2 separate regions of the Homo sapiens genome follow, and region 2 is linked to region 1. A link is an interaction called in ENCODE POLR2A ChIA-PET data of the cell type or tissue named here. Cell type or tissue: HepG2. All regions are shown on one strand. Each heading gives the region's core, and the rest is flanking DNA. Links, peaks and the distances in the headings are about the cores only. Region 1 overlaps ABCC3 (ATP binding cassette subfamily C member 3). Region 2 has its middle 3.0 kb from the start of MYCBPAP.

Region 1 (4,000 bases), core at 1-4,000:
TGGGAGAAGGCAGGTCTGGGATTTGAACCAGCTCTGGGAGATTCCAAAACCCTTTGAGGAAGCCCTCTCCCCTCCAGAGCTTTCTTACAGCCCCAGATTTTATGTCCTCAGCCACTGGGCTATGCACTGGAGGGGCCAGTAGTCACCTCTTACTGAGTCTAAAGGTTGGAGATACCTATACCTGTGCTAGCTGTGTGATTTGGGGCTAGTTGCTTAACCTCTCTGTGCCTACTTTTCTTTCACTCTAAAAGGCAGATAATAACAGTCCAAACCTCTTTGCATTATGCTGCCCAATAAAAAACAAAGCAAGTCATGCATATGAAGCTAATGTTTTTTTCTTATAGCCACACTTTTTAAAAAGGAAAAACAAGCAAAATAAACTGTAATACTATAACTTATTTAGCCCAATATATCTAAAATATTATTTCAACACATCATTGATATAAGTATTAGAAATATTTTGCGTTTCTTCCTACAAGTTTGAAATCCAGTGTATATTTCACATTTACAGAATGTCTCAATTTGGACTAGTCACATTTCAAGTGCTAATAGCCACATGGGGCCAGTGGCTACCACCTGGACAGAGCAGTGTTAGGGTCAGTGTGATGACAGGAAAAGCGCTTCGCTTGGATGCTCCTGTAAAATGTCAGCTTTTCCCCTCCTCCCTTCCCTCCATCTTCTCCTCCTCCTCCTCCTCTTCCCTATTTTCATTTTTATATTCAGTCCATACTCATGCACCCTCCCCAGACCTCAAAAACTAAAACAAGGCCAGGCACAGTGGCTCACGCCTGTAATCCCAGCACTTTAGGAGGCCAAGGCAGGTGGATCACTTGAGGGCAGGAGTTCAAGACCAGCCTGGCCAACATGGTGAAACCCTGTCTCTGCTAAACACAAAAATTAGCTAGGCGTGATGGCGGGCGCCTGTAATCCCAGCTATTCGAGAAGCCAAGGCAGGAGAATCGCTTGAACCCTGGAGGCGGAGGTTGCAGTGAGCCAAGATCTCACCACTGCACTCTAGCCTGGGTGACCGAGCGAGACTTCGTCTCAAGAAAAAAAACTTTACATTTGCCCAGCACTTAACAATATTCAAAGCACTCTGGCCTCCACTTTCTCCTTTAATCTTTACCATGGTCCTGTGGGCCAGAAACGAGCCTCCACGGTTTGAAATGATTTCCTCGCAGCAGTTCAGCTGGTAAGGGGCAGAGCGGGGACTCTGGCTCTGTCCCAAACCTTTCCTTGCTGTATCACAGCCACCTCCCTCACCTGGACAACATTCCCCAAGGCCCCTCATTATCCCAAGGGTGGGACTCCCTTGCCACCCACGCAGCCCTTAAGACTAAATATGCATCTTAAGTGGCTCTCACTTACATAACCACGTGGGGGTGGCTGGCGGACAAACATGGTCTCTCCAGACCCTGTGCCCCATGACTGTCTCTTGCTTGATCCATTCTTCTCACCTGCTTGCTCTCAACACTTCCCCCAGAGCATGCCCCACCCCGACACATGCCGTGATCAGAGACAGAAATCAGCTCCCCTCCTCCCTCACTGAGCTTGTAGCCACTTTAAGTATAACCTGTGTCCTGTGCCAGTTCCACCATAAATCAGCCCTGAGTTCTATCCGGCGGCTTATTCTGCTGCCAAAACCTTCATTAGTTGCGGGAATGGGCCAGGGAGAGAGCCCGGACTTTACTCCGGCTGTGGTGACTCACGCCTTTGGGAAGGGCTGAGGTATTTGTCCTTGGATGTGGGGATGCTGTGGCCTCTGGTTGGGAACACAGCCTCGTTTTGTCTGCTGGCTCTGGCTTCCAGAGCAGGAGGCTGAAGGCGTGTGTCCTGCTCCTCCTTTACCTCCTCAGTGACCAGACACAAAGAGTCCCCGGGTGTTCCTCTGCCCTGCCATTTTCTTGTCCCAGAAGCAGAGCCCTGGCCTGTATTCCCTATGGGGTGGGAGGTGACTGCCTGAATTGTGTGATATTAGGCTCAGCAAGATGGCATCGTGTGGCCTATTTGCAAATATCCAAGAAGAGCCATGCAAGTATGTTCTTACTAAGGTGTAAATGGCTGATAGAGTGAAGCAGAGAAACATCACGGCACTAGCTGAAAAGCAAGGATGGGGAAGAAAGCACCGAGAGAGGAGGCCAAGGGTGCCAAGAGCAGACCAGGGATTTCACAATGCCTTTTAGCACTGGCTCATTCCCCAAGGCCCCTCATTATCCCAATGGTGTCCAGACCTCTGCTCCGTTCTGGAGGGCTGGGCTGTGGCAGAAATGGGAGAAGTCAGACAGAAAACCAGTCCTGGGCCACTGAGGAGTGAAACAGGTCTGGGAATGAGGCCCAGAGGCAGGTGGGAGGCCCCCAGCTGGAAATGCCTGCCTTCTCCACTCCCAGCGTGGGCCAGAGGCAGCTCGTGTGCCTGGCCCGAGCCCTGCTCCGCAAGAGCCGCATCCTGGTTTTAGACGAGGCCACAGCTGCCATCGACCTGGAGACTGACAACCTCATCCAGGCTACCATCCGCACCCAGTTTGATACCTGCACTGTCCTGACCATCGCACACCGGCTTAACACTATCATGGACTACACCAGGTGGGACACGGAAACCTGAGCAATGGGGAACCTGGTGGGGCCACCTGGGGCATCAGGAATGGGCAGGGCAGATTAGGGTTATCTGAACAAGGCAATGTTCCTGGGATTGCTAGGGCATGGCAGGCAGAGCAGAGTTTCCCAAGATCTGGATAAGGGGCAGACCAGAGTGGGGTGGCCTGGGCTCAGGGGTGGGGTATACAATGACATTTTCATTTTTCTTCTTCTTCTTCTTTTTTTTTTTTGAGACAGAGTTTTGCTCTGTTGCCTAGGCTGGAGTGCAGTGGCTCACTGCAGCCTCAGCCTCTCGAAGTACTGGGATTACAGGCGTGCACCACCACATCCGGCTAATTTTTGTATTTTTAGTAGAGACGGTTTCACCATGTTGGCCAGGCTGGTCTCGAACTCCTGACCTCAAGTGATCCACCTGTCTCGGCCTCCCAAAGTGCTGGGATTACAGGCGTGAGCCACTGCGCCCAGCTTCAACAATGACATTTTCTAACACATGGGGAAGGGCACACTGGGCTCCACAGGCACTGTCTTTGTGCACAGGCCACTTGCATCCTGCCTCCTCCATGAGGCAATGTAAGGGGAACTGGAGGCTTCATGCTGAGTCCCATCACTTCCTAAGAAACCTGCTGGCAGAGTGCCTGCATGTCCCTCACCTTATTGGTGTCTCACAGCCACTCTGGTCACAGATGAAGAAGCAACTCAAGTGGCAGCTGGACCGTGACAGCACCATGAGGAGCTGAGCCTTGTGGGGAGAGCACTGTGTCTGGAGTCCCAGGCTGCTGTGTGACCCTGGGCAATTTGCAAAACCTTTCTGAGCCTGTTTCAAATGAAAATGATGCTTCGTGGGATTGTCGTAGTCAATGAGGGCTGGGCACAGTGGCTCACACCTGTAATCTCAGCACTTTGGGAGGCCAAGGAGGGCGGATGACTTGAGGTGAGGAGTTCAAGACCAGCCTGGCCAACATGGAGAAACCCTGTCTCTACTAAAAACAAAACAAAACAAAACAAAAACAAAAATTTGCCGGATGTGGTGGTGCATGCCTGTAATCTCAGCTACTCGGGAGGCTGACAGAGAATTGCTTGAACTCAGGAAGCAAAGATTGCAGTGAGCCAAGATTACGCCAGGACACTCCAGTCTGAGTGACAGAGTGAGACGTTGTCTCAAAAAAAAAAAAAAATGGTGGCCAACGCGGTGGCTCACACCTGTAATCCCAGGACTTTGGGAGGCCGAGGCAGGCAGATCATTTGAGGTCAGAAGTTAGAGACCAGCCTGGCCAACATGGTGAAACCCTGTCTCTACTAAAAATACAAAAATTAGCCTCTCATGTGGCAGGCACCTGTAGTCCCAGCTGCTCAGGAGGCTGAGGCAGGAGAATCACTTGAACCCAGGAGGCAGAGTTTGCGCCAC
Region 2 (5,862 bases), core at 1-4,000, 180 kb before region 1:
GAGCGGAGGCCTCGTGCTGGGTGACACAGCTAAAAAGAGACTCAGGCCCAGGGCTTTTGATTCAGCATCTGCCCCCTCAGTTCCCAGCCATGCATCACTAGAACACTATTCTCACCGATGGAGAAGGACAATTCCTCAGCTACCCCCACAATTTAGGAAGAAGTCCCCAAGGTGAACCAGCTCCCTCAGCCCTGAATCTGCCCTCAGAAGGTGGCCTTCTGCCCAGAGCGAGGATGGAGGGGTGCAGGCAGAGAACCATTTTTTTGGTGGAGGTCCACGGGACAGAGCCCAGAACTCAATGTCCATCCATCTTGGGCGTGTCCTCCCCAGCAGCCCAGGCTGACTGGACCGGCGCAGGAACTCCTGCATGCTCAGAGGGAGCCCTGATTCTTAGAACTGTCTTCTCATAGCAGTCTTCTTAGGAGTATGTTGCTGTGGTTTGTGATTCTGCCCCTGGGTGCTGCTGCATGGGAGGAGCCAGCTCTCTCCCTGCCCCACAGATCATGGAAGGCAGCGACCATAGGCTCACTGATGCTCCTGCAGGCTCCCTACACCCATCCATTAGGATGGCCCACATGTGCCAGCCAGGAATGGGGGACACAGCCATGAAGCCGACAGATAGGCTCCTGCACCTCTGGAACTTGTGCTTTAGCGGGGCAGACAGATCCCACAGAAGTGTATGTGTAGGAGTTCTGAGGATGACAAAAAGGATGAGGCAATAGAAGGTGACTGTGACCTTGTGAGACAGGCACTGTCCCCAGTCTATCACTCTATTTTTGTTTCTTTGGGTTTTTTTGAAGCAGGGTCTCGTTCTGTCACTCAGGCTGGAGTGCAGTGGTGCAATCATAGCTTACTGCAGCCTTGATCTCCTGGGCTCCAAGCAAGCCCCCTGCTTCAGCCTCCTGAGTAACTAGGACTCCAGACACACACAAACACCACACCCGGCTAATTTTCAAAATGTTTATTTTTAGTACAGACGGGGTCTTACTATGTGGCCCAGGCTGGTGTCAAGCTCCTGGGCTCAAGTGATCCTTCTGCTTTGACCTTCCAAAGTGCTGGGATTGCATGTGTGAGCCACCATGCCTAGTTCACTGTCCCCACTCTAAAGCAGACAGCCCAAGTGGGGGCAAAGTTGAGAAGCAAACACACACTGTACTCCAAAGCCTCTGAAAATCCCTCCTTGTGTCCTTCCTAAGAAGGTCCCAGAGTCTCTGTGTCATCCCTGAAGCTGAAGTCAGTCCATTCTGGGAGCAGAGTCCAGCTGTGTCCTGTGTTTGGGGCTAAGAAGAATGTGAGATTCCTGCTGAGTGTGAGCTGAGCAAGGTTGTAGTAAGGAGGGCAGTGATGTGATGCATTGTTTAAGGGGTGCAGCTGCCAGATGTGAGTGGGTGAGGGCAGATGTGAGGGGCATCAGCCAGCTATGTGTGGGGGTGGTCAGACCTGGTTGGGGAGGCACAATGGAAACAATAGGGGAGCAGGCCAGGTGGGTATGCGAAAGTGAGACAGAGTGGCAGGATGAACCGGGAGGGGGATCAGATGTGAGGGGCTGGAGAATAGATGACCCCGAGCCTCAGTCTTTAGGAGGGTGGCTGTCCCTGGGAAATGGATGATGCGGTCTGTGGAGGAAATGCGCTTTCTATTTAGGGAGGCTGTTTAGGAGTAGCTGACGACATGCTCAGCACCTGGATGGGTGGAAATAAACAGAGACATGAAGCAATAATTTATGCCGTGTCCTCTGTCAACCTAGCCACCACCTCCTCCTCCCTGGGCTCCAGGAAGTTGCTCAGAGTTGTGGCGCTGGGAGGAGACTGCGGGAGCTATGCTGGTGAAGCGATGCTGTCATCTGAGCTTGTGCTTTACACACACTGGGCTTTTTTTTTTTTTTTTTTTTTTGAGACAGAGTCTTGCTCTGTCACCCTAGGCTGAAGTGCAGTGGCGCAATCACAGCTCACTGCAGCCTCGACCTCCCAGGCTCAAGCAATGCATCCACCTCACTCTCTTGAGTAGCTAGGACCACAAGGGCATGGCACCACATCTGGCTAATTTTTAGAAATTTTTTTGTAGAGACGGGGTCTCACTATGTTGCCCGGGCTGGTCTCAAACTCCTGGGCTCAAGTGATCCTCCTGCCTCAGCCTCCCGAAGTGTTGGGATTATAGGCACAAGCCATCATGCCCAGCCCCCTCCAGGCCTTTGTACCTTCTGTGTCCTCACCTGGAGTACCTGCCCCCTGAACTACCCATTGAACTCTTTATTTAGTGGCCCACCTCCTCTAAGAAGTGCTACCTCCTCTAAGAAGGCCCCCCTCATATCCAGTCTGTGGTTCCTAAATTGCAGCTAATGACTACCCCATGAGCTCACACATTAGAGTTGGAAATCTACTTTCAAATGACCCCACTTTGTGTCTAAAGCACTCTGACCTTCTTCTACCCCCACCCCAGTCGCACATCAGTGAGCTTCAGGGAATCTCTGGAATTGAATACAAAGTCATGTGCAAAATCAGATGTGCAAATGTATGGATAAACAAAATACAGTATACCCATAAACGAAATATTATTCAGCCACGAAAAGGAATGGAGTCACTGATACGTGTTAAGTGAAAAAAAAAAAAACAGACAGAAAAGGCCAAATATTGTATGATTCCATTGATATGAAGTATCAAGAATAGGCAAATCAGTAAAGACAGAAAGGAGCTTAGCGATTGTTAGGGGATGGGGGTCGGGGCTGGGGAATGACTGGTAGAGGGTTTCCTTTGGGGATGATGAAAACATTCTGGATGTAGGTAGTGTAGGTAGTGGTGATGGTGGCACTACATTGTGTGTGTACTAAATGTCACTCAGTTGAATATATTAAAATGGTGACTTTTATGTTATGTGTATTTTACAACAGTTTTAAAAAAAGTCAAATGCACGTTTCTCAGGAGAAGATTCCTAGGTTTGATTGGCTTCTCAAAAGGTGAAGCAGCTCTGATCTGGTCTGGACCCCTTCATGTCATGATGCAGATGGTGATACTGGGACACAGACAGGGGGTGAGACCTGTCCAAGGTCACTCAGGGGCTGGTGGCAGAGCCCAGCCAGGTTGCATGCCTGCCTGACCACATACTCCCCTACCTGCTTCTTCCCTTGTCCTTTGGTCACCAAACCCTCCCGTCACAATCCCCAAGCCTCTGTCCTGCTCCCAAACATGCCACCCACAAGCTGTGTAACTTCCCAAAGTTAAAAGGCCTTCTTCCTGAAACTGGGTGCACGGATTAGAGTTTCATGAGCGTTTGTCTTTTGCTCTAGAGTGGACTCTGAGCTCCTAGAGGGCAAGAGGAAATGTTTCTTATTTTCCTCCATATCTTACAGAGCTTCTGGGACAGCCACGGAGGTGAGCCATTCCTGTCTCCCTTCAAGAAAGAACTTGCCATTCACCCTCAAGGAGGGCAGTTAGCTGACAACTTCTAACAAACATTCTTTGCCCAGAGGACATGCTGGGTTGGCCAAGACTTTGTTAGATCTGCAGCACAGTCTGAGGCTCTCCCAGCCCTTTCCTGCTTCCTCTCCCTCACCGGCCTTGCCACTACCCCCTCTCTCCGCAATAAACCTCTTGCGGTCCTATGTTCATCTCAGTGCTTGCTTCCTGGAGGACCCACATGGCACAGCACCTAGCCTGCTGGATCATAAGTGCTCAGTCGCGAAGTAAACGGAACTGGGGATTCTCTAGAGGGTAGAGGGAAGCCAGAGCCTGGGCCTCGGAGAGCAGGAGAGGGGCTGTCCGTGGAGGATGCCTCAGTCATAAGGAGAGCAAGGTCTAGAGCAGTGTGAAGAAGGGGCCATGGCCCTGGAGCAGGACCCAGCAACGGGCAACACACAGGGAACTCAGGGATTCACCAGCACTGCTGGCATCGTCTCTAGCTCCTCCGCTGTCTGGGGCAGCTCTTGCAAACTCAGAAATGTCCCAGGAGACAGGGTTCAAAGAGCCCTGGCCTTGGACTTTAGAAAACCAGGTTCAATTTGTGCTTCCCGCTAGTCAGGTGACATTACACCCTTCTCTCTGGAGCTCAGTTTCTCCGTTTGTAAAATGGGCTTATAATGTGTCCCCTCCCTTCAACCCCAGCATGATTTTGAGAATTGACTGAGAAGATACTACAGTTTATGGAGGGCACCCTGTTTCGTAGTTTAAATGCACACTCAGGCCAGGTGAGGTGGCTCATGCTTGTAATCCCAACACTTTGAGAGGCCAAGGCGGGAGGATCGCTTAAGCCCACGAGTTCAAGACCAGCCTGAACAACATAGCAAGACCCTGTCTCTACAAAAAATTTAATAATTAGCTGGGTGCAGTGGCACATGCCTGTAGTCCCAGCTACTCGGAAGGCTAAGGCAGCAGGATCATTTAAGCTCAGGAGTTTGAAGCTGCAGTGAGCTATGATTGTGCCACTGCACTCCAACCTGGGCAACAGAGTGAGATACTCGCTAAGAAAAAGAAATACATACATATTCATTTAACCCTGGCAGTGGCCTTGTGAGAGCAGCATTATGACCTCCATTTTATGTATGTATATATGTATGTATGGATGTATGAGATGGGGATCTCACTTTGTTGCCCAGGCTGGAGTACAGTGGTGCAATCAGAGCTCACTGCAGCCTGGACCTCCTGGGCTCAAGCAATCTTCCTGCCTTAGCCTCCAGAGTAGCTAAGACTACAGGTGTGGGCCACCAAAGCCAGCTAATTAAAAAAAAATTTTTTTAGGCTAGGCACGGTGGCTCACGCCTGTAATCCTAGCACTTTGGGAGGCCGAGGCGGGCAGATCACGAGGTCAGGAGTTCGAGACCAGCCTGACCAACTGGTGAAACCCCATCTCTACTAAAAATACAAAACTTAGCCAGGCATGGTGGCACTCGTCTGTAATCCCAGCTACTCAGGAGGCTGAGGCAGGAGAATCGCTTGAACCTGGGAGGCAGAGGTTGCAGTGAGCCGAGATGGCACCACTACACTCCAGCTTGGGCACAGAGCAAGACTCCGTCTCAAAAAAAAAAAAAAAAAAATTTTTTTTTTTTTTTAGAATGGAGTCTCCCTACGTTGCTCAGGTCAATTTTGAACTCCTGGCCTCAACCAATCCTCCTGCCTCAGCCTTCTAAAGCACTAGGATTGTAGGCCTGAACCACTGTGCCCAGCAGAGAAAACCGGCTCTCTAGGTCAAGGCATTGGCTCAAGAACACACAGCTAACAAGCCGACATAGCTGGGATTAGAACCCAATTGTCTGGCTCTAGAACCCCTTCACTATTTGAGGTACAATTTACTGCCTGACTACTAGTGCTAAACTTTGGGTTGGGGGCAGGGCCTGAGGCAGCTCCTGCTCTCATACATTCTGAGAGCCAGTTTGACAATAGGCAACTACACAAAAAACCGAAATAATCCCAGAATGCCTCAGGGCTCCAGGGGAAGGCGAAAAAAGCGGGTGCGTTTATAAACTTAAAATAATCAGAGGCAGCATCTCCAAGGACTGTGAGAATGCCCCAAGTCAGGGCAAAAGTTTTGGCTGGTTTGGGAAGTGATGAAAGGCCAAAGTGGCTGCAGCGAGCGTGGACCCGGGAGGTCTCCAGGCGCGTTGGTGCGAGTTGGGGACGGCAGGCAGGGACACCTAAAACCTACGGTACGCCACGAAGGGGTTTCAGCACGTCCTGAAAGGCCCGATCCCCCCCCAGAACCGCTGTGAGGGGGGCAGAGGGAGGTCCCTCGACAGGATGTGGCCTTAGTCGAGGAAGGCGGGAAGCAGGGGCTGGCACCCCCGACGCCCCACCCGCCCCCCGTGGCCTAGCAGCAGGGCGGGGCGAGGCGGGTCATGCACCCCTACCAGCCAGCCACTCCCACCCAGCCCTC

What was found. ChIA-PET counts read pairs that join two places held together with the same protein. Peaks named below come from ENCODE experiments on the same cell type or tissue, not always from the same donor. Only the 100,000 strongest peaks of a DNase experiment are listed, where the experiment ranks them.
Region 2: POLR2A ChIA-PET joins it to region 1 with 5 read pairs; 6 of 35 experiments call an interaction of 5 or more read pairs at or near these places.

What each region holds. Positions count from the first base shown.
Region 1 is chr17:50,685,148-50,689,147 of GRCh38, forward strand. ABCC3 (ATP binding cassette subfamily C member 3) reads left to right here. Exons shown (of 31, transcript NM_003786.4): 30 at 2,389-2,583. Among named protein-coding and RNA genes, the nearest start is that of ANKRD40, 21 kb to the right of the region's middle. RefSeq lists a silencer at 2,201-2,495. In HepG2, for the core only: no CTCF peak of the experiment used is centred there; DNase peaks (open chromatin) are centred at 1,724 and 2,324; H3K4me3 peaks cover 1,662 bases.
Region 2 is chr17:50,502,466-50,508,327 of GRCh38, forward strand. It overlaps a transcript of MYCBPAP not described here. Among named protein-coding and RNA genes, the nearest start is that of MYCBPAP, 3.0 kb to the right of the region's middle. RefSeq lists a silencer at 5,680-5,862. In HepG2, for the core only: no CTCF peak of the experiment used is centred there; a DNase peak (open chromatin) is centred at 1,806; H3K4me3 peaks cover 478 bases.